2 separate regions of the Mus musculus genome follow, and region 2 is linked to region 1. Evidence: chromatin loops called from intact Hi-C (ENCODE). Cell type or tissue: heart. All regions are shown on one strand. Links, peaks and the distances in the headings refer to the core of each region. The heading gives the core; the rest is flanking DNA. Region 1 overlaps Lmo2 (LIM domain only 2). Region 2 has its middle 4.5 kb from the start of Caprin1.

What was found. Hi-C counts contacts between places; a loop is a spot of excess contacts. Peaks named below come from ENCODE experiments on the same cell type or tissue, not always from the same donor. Only the 100,000 strongest peaks of a DNase experiment are listed, where the experiment ranks them.
Region 2: it touches region 1 in a loop (2.3-fold over the local background); 5 of 42 quality-filtered maps call a loop at or near these places.

The regions. Positions count from the first base shown.
Region 1 is chr2:103,981,044-103,983,845 of GRCm38, forward strand. Lmo2 (LIM domain only 2) reads left to right here. Exons shown (of 3, transcript NM_008505.4): 3 at 1-835. The coding sequence ends at 51. Among named protein-coding and RNA genes, the nearest start is that of Gm38515, 1.6 kb to the left of the region's middle. In heart, for the core only: a CTCF peak has its summit at 1,391 (motif pointing left); a DNase peak (open chromatin) is centred at 1,378; H3K27me3 peaks cover 892 bases.
Region 2 is chr2:103,800,761-103,803,562 of GRCm38, forward strand. No RefSeq gene overlaps it. Among named protein-coding and RNA genes, the nearest start is that of Caprin1, 4.5 kb to the left of the region's middle. In heart, for the core only: no CTCF peak of the experiment used is centred there; no DNase peak of the experiment used is centred there.

The DNA.
Region 1 (2,802 bases), core at 257-2,756:
GTGTGTGAACAAGACATCTACGAGTGGACCAAGATCAATGGGATCATCTAGGCCAGAGTCCCAGGCACCTGTGGGGAGGTGTTCAGTGAAGACGCCGTCTCGGTGTGGTCTTCACTCTTAGGCTCTTTGGGAACCTGAGGGTGGGTGAGGCATTTCTTAGGAGATTATGGACTCTTCCTGGGCACTAACGACATAGCAATCACATGACATAATGCAAAGGCTGAGACTTCAGTGACAAAAAGGACCAGCCCTTAGAGAGAATTTATGGTCACAGGCTAGCCATAGTAACTGACAAGATTAGTGGAGGAAATATTTGGGGACCAGCATGCACTGTGCCATCCTGATAGGCTTCCCCAGGTAACTATCGATTAGATGTGACCTTGGTGTTCATGGACTAGAGTTGTGCAATTAATTTTTTCCTGGCTTTGGTAACTACCCTGTTCTAGTCACAGTCCTTCACACTAGGAAAGGAAAGAGAGAAGAAATAGTCACTCTTTTTTTCTTTCTTTCTTTTTTCCTTGGTCACCTTCCCGTGGCCTTAAGCTCTGGAGCCAAGGGAAACTGCATGGAGGTACATTTCAGTTGGGAATGAAATCCACATCTTTCAACCAGACAAATATTTATAGCGATGTTGATGAATCACTGTTTTTAGACACCTTCATTTTGAGGTGAGGCGCCCCACAGATTGTTTCTATACAAATGTAAATCTTAAAAAAAAAAGGTCAAAGTTGTTCAACTATTTTATTATCTTAGATTATATCAAAGTATTTGTTGTGTGTCATTAAAAAAAAAACTCGATTCTGAAGACTTAATAAAAATGACAAGCTGAAATGCAGTGCTGTTCTTGATGTGAAATGACTTACAGGTTGGGCCAGCAGGGAAATGGTTTGCTTTTTTTTTTCTCTTTGGAAAGGTGAAGTCAATACACAGTTTATTTCTAGGTCAAATAAAAGCTTCCATTTATTGCAAGGGTTTATATGAGGTTTATATAGGTTTCTGTATTACCAGCAATTATGTAACAGGCCATCACGTAGCTCAGAGGGATATAGAATAATTAAGTTGGTATTGTAAAATGTGCATTTCACGTTGGCATTGTGTGGAGTGAGGGGAAGGCAGGGAGAGCATTGCCTTTGGGAAACTTGTAACCTAGAAAGCACACAAATACATAAAATAGATTCCCTTTGGGAGAGAAGGTAATTACCTGGCTTGAAATGTGGCAAAGATGCTGAGCCTGACATTTCTATTTTCCAGGATGTGTGTCTCAGGGTGTTTTATGACAAGTGCTTAAGAGGACCTTACTTTGAGGATTTAAAGCTGGCCCCTTGGCTTGTTGTGTCCCTGCACCCCCATCGGGGGCGTTATCTGACTTCAAGCGCCACCTGCTGGTCATTCCTCAACCCACCAGCCCAAGGGTGTCCCAGGGAATGACAAACCTCCATGAAGGATATATTTTCAATTATTTCATAAAACCGTTGGCAAACACCAGTGAGTCTAGATGTGTTTAATTATCAAGATGTCAGAAGCATGCAGCTAAAGCTATGTTTAATTAACTTGAAAGTACTTTAACGTCTCTGTCATTGGAGTTTATTTTTCCCTCTTTAATTCTAGAGAAGGAATAATGAAGCAATGACTGACTCTCCTGGCCTGTAAAATGCTCAAAGAGGTTGGGAGATCTGACTGCTTAAGGTGGCCTATTTAAAACAAATCCAATTATATCGTACCACAGCCTAGGTGGCCCGCAGGTGCTCCCTCAGAGGGAATGTTTGCTCTAACTCAGCAGTTCTCAAACCACCGTCCCTGAGCCTGGTTACCAGCATCAGCATGAACTTGCTGGGAACAGACCCAGCCCACAAGGCACACAGAAGCAGAAACTCAGCAGGGGGCTGCCTGTCCTGGAACAGACCTGGGGGTGACTGAAGAACAGACCTGGGGGTGCTCTGAAGCTTAAAAATGGCTGTTTTACCACAACTCCCAGCTAGCAGGATCACACGCTCGAAGTTGTTACTATTCAGGTTAGTATGGTTAGTATTTTGGTTAACCACCGAGGAACTCACACACGTGGACAAACACTGCTTACCAAAGGGCCGGAAACTGAGACTGCACCTTGTTCGGCTAACAGCTGGCTCATCCTTCATCTGACACACTTCATCACAATTCAGTCTAACATTTTTAAATCCATGCTCTTCTGTTTAATTATAACTAGTCAGATATGGCAGTGAGCTTACAAGAGTGGAGGATCCCTATCCAAAGACTAACATGTCAGGCATCCTCACTCTCCCTGGAGAGCTAGACACAGGATGAGCGTGTGTAAAGAAGGTACATCGTGGAGGGCTGCACCTGTATTTCCATCACGAACGAAGCCAAGGCAGAACCAGCCTTTTATATTTAATCCCGTTCTTAAGCCGCAAGCTGCTGCCGATATGTGATTTGTATGTTCTTCTTCCGCATAACACATAAATTACCAAGATGAGCCCGCTGGATCCTAGCAGGTATTTCCATTTGAGCCTGTGCAGATATTTCTAATCCGTACAATGCCTGTTCTGTTATACATCTTGCAAGTATATGTGTGTTCCAATTTATGATGTTCAAAATTGAACCAAAGCCTTCACGCGACCTAGGCAGATGCTATAGAGGTTAGCCTAGTGTTTTAACCACGCCAGCAGCGACAGTAATAGTAATTATTGCTATGTAATTGTTTTTCTTGGATTTTTGTTGGAGACAGAGTCTCCTTGTTGCCTAGAATATCCCAGAGCTCACTATATAACCCTGGCTGATTCTGAACTTCTTACTCCCAAGTGCTAG
Region 2 (2,802 bases), core at 228-2,727, 180 kb before region 1:
CAAGTATTCAAAGCCCTGCCTTAAACAGAAGGCTCTGCTTGTAGTCGTGCTCAGTAGACCAGACTGCCAGAGAGGCTGTTGGTTACTATGCTGTGAGACTATCAAAGGTATCCGTAGGCAGTGGTGTCACAGGCCTAGAACTTGGGAGGCAAAGGCATCCTGAACTCTGAGTGTGAGACCAGTCTGGATAGTTCAGGACCCCCAGGGCTACACAGAGAAACCGTGTCTCCAAAAATGACAAGACTGTCAGAGGTATTTCCAGTAGTGGGAAAGGGGGGCTGTTAAGACAGGATCTCACTGTGTAGCTCAAGCCATTTTGAACTCACTGTACTACTGCCAAAGCTTCCTGAGGGATGGGATTACAGGCACATATCTCCACGGCTGGCTCTAGAAGTTAGTCAAATTCTCCAGACATACAACATATGCCAGAGTTACATGACACCGAAGACAGTAAGAGGATCAAGAGACAATATTCTGTCAGGGACCTACTTGGGAAACTGAAACACTGGTGAACACACATAACTGTTGTGGTTTCACTTTCTACACTATGTCATCTCAATCCCCTCTTTTCTTTCTGCTCTGATCTTCTCAAGAAGTATCAGCAAGTCCAGGAAGGCCAATACATTTAAGGGAAAGCTGTGTCTTCAGGCTGACTTCCTGCTTAGCCCAATAAAATGATCTCCGTAAACCAGATATGCCTGTTTCCTGTTTGAAAGAAGGGGAATGTTTATGCAAAATCTTAAATCACTGCAGTACTTTAACTTTTTTTTCCATTAGAATCACTGTATTGGTGAAAGGAAAAGTATAAAGGGTATTCTAAGCAAACCCAAGTGAGAGTGCAGAGCAGTGGAAAACACTTGCCAGTGTCCTTAAGCCTTGGAACTATACACAATAGTACATTCTAACAACCCAGATTTCCCAAGCCGATACACATTTTAATCCTTGAGACAACAGCCTTCTGAGGTTTCCATAGTGACTTTGAATAACAGAAGCACTTAAATAGTAGACTGGCCTTGAATTCACTATGGAGCCCAAGTGGGCTGTGAACTCATGGCAATCCGCCTGCTTCAGCCTCCTAAGTGCTGGGTGATGTCAAGTTCGTGTGTACCAAAATAGATTTTTCATCAAGTGCATCTTTGCTTCAGCTAAATGTTGAGAAACCTGGTGAAAGTATGAACGTCACACACAAGGCTCTTAAAATCTCTGTTTTCATTTTAATACAAATCAAATATCTCAGGTATACTTTTCTAATACCCCCGTTCCTGTGAATTCAGCTAACTATAGTCCATTTATCGTAAGCTTTGCCTTTTCACCTCTTTTCAGAAGCAGTATCAGGCCTGCCAAAATGTTTTTGTCCATATATTTCCTCTGTATTAGTGCATCAGTTTGACAGGGATTACCATAGCTGATCTCTTTGCTGTCTTACTGGCCTAAATAGTAATTTATATCCTCCTATGTACAGCTTTTCTTGTAATGTTATACCTAGATATAGGACATATTTTATAAAGACAGTATGTTTAAAATAGGGTTTGTTACTTTTAATTTTCCCAAATACTGTTTTTTGTTTGCCTACTTGTTTTTGAGATAGGGACTCAAGTAGCCTGGGCTGGCCTCAAACTTACTATGTAGCCAAGGATGACCTGAAGGGGCTCTTTTTAGAGGGGACATTTTTATGTGGATGGGTGTGTTTCTGAGTATAAGTATATACATCTTGAGTGTCCATACCATGGAGACCAGAAAGGGGCTGGAGCTGGAGTTACAGGTATTTTAGAGCAGCCCAGTGTGAAGGCTGGGTCTAGAGCTTGAGCCCTCTGGAAGAACAGAGTGCTCTCTTAAACACTGAGCCTTCCCTCCAGCCCTGGCCTGAACTTTTGATCCTCTACCTCCCAAGTGCTGGAATAAACCAGCAATCCTGGTTTATATAATGCTAAAGATCAACTCTGGGTTTCCAGCTGAGCCCCAAAGCTGTTGATATTTTATTCTTTAATGGTTCGCTTGAAATTAAATTCCAGTTTTCTCTCACACTAACACAGTTCTTCACAAAGGTGTGTGGTGATGGCACCAACTCTGCAGATAATTCAGTTTCTGGTAGTTAGCCTTTGATGCTTGGTCCTTGGACCCCAGATTCTAAGCATCCTTTTCAGGGTCAGTGAGATGGCTCAGCTTTTGTGTGTGTGTGTTTTTAATTAGGTATTTTCTTCATTTACATTTCAGATGCTATCCCAAAAGTCCCACATACCCCCCATAACCTCCCTCCCACACTCCCCTACCTACCCACTCCCACTTCTTGGCCCTGACGTTCCCCTATACTGAGGCATATAAAGTTTGCAAGACCAAGGGGCCTCTCTTCCCAGTGATGGCCGACTAGGCCATCTTCTGCTACATATGCAGCTAGAGACACGAGCTCCGGGGGCACTGGTTAGTTCATATTGTTGTTCAGCTTGCGTTTTGTCTGTTTCTTGGTTTTGGTTTGTTTTGGGGCTTTGATTGGTTGGTTGGTTTTGTTTTATTGGGTTTTTTGTTTGTTTATATTGGTTTTGGTTTTTTGAGACACATTCTCTCAAAGCCCTGCTTGTCCCTGGTAACTATATAGACCAGGTTGGCCTCAAACTCCCAGAGACCTGTCTCTGCCTCTCAAGAGGTGTGATTAAGGGTGTATGCTACTGAGCTTAGCCCTCTCCTGGGATTCTCAAAGTGTCTAGCTCAACTTAGCAGTCAGGTAAAAAGGCAAACACATAGCTGGGCAGTGGTAGCTCATGCCTTTAATCCCAGCACTTGGGAGGCAGAGGCAGGCAGATTTCT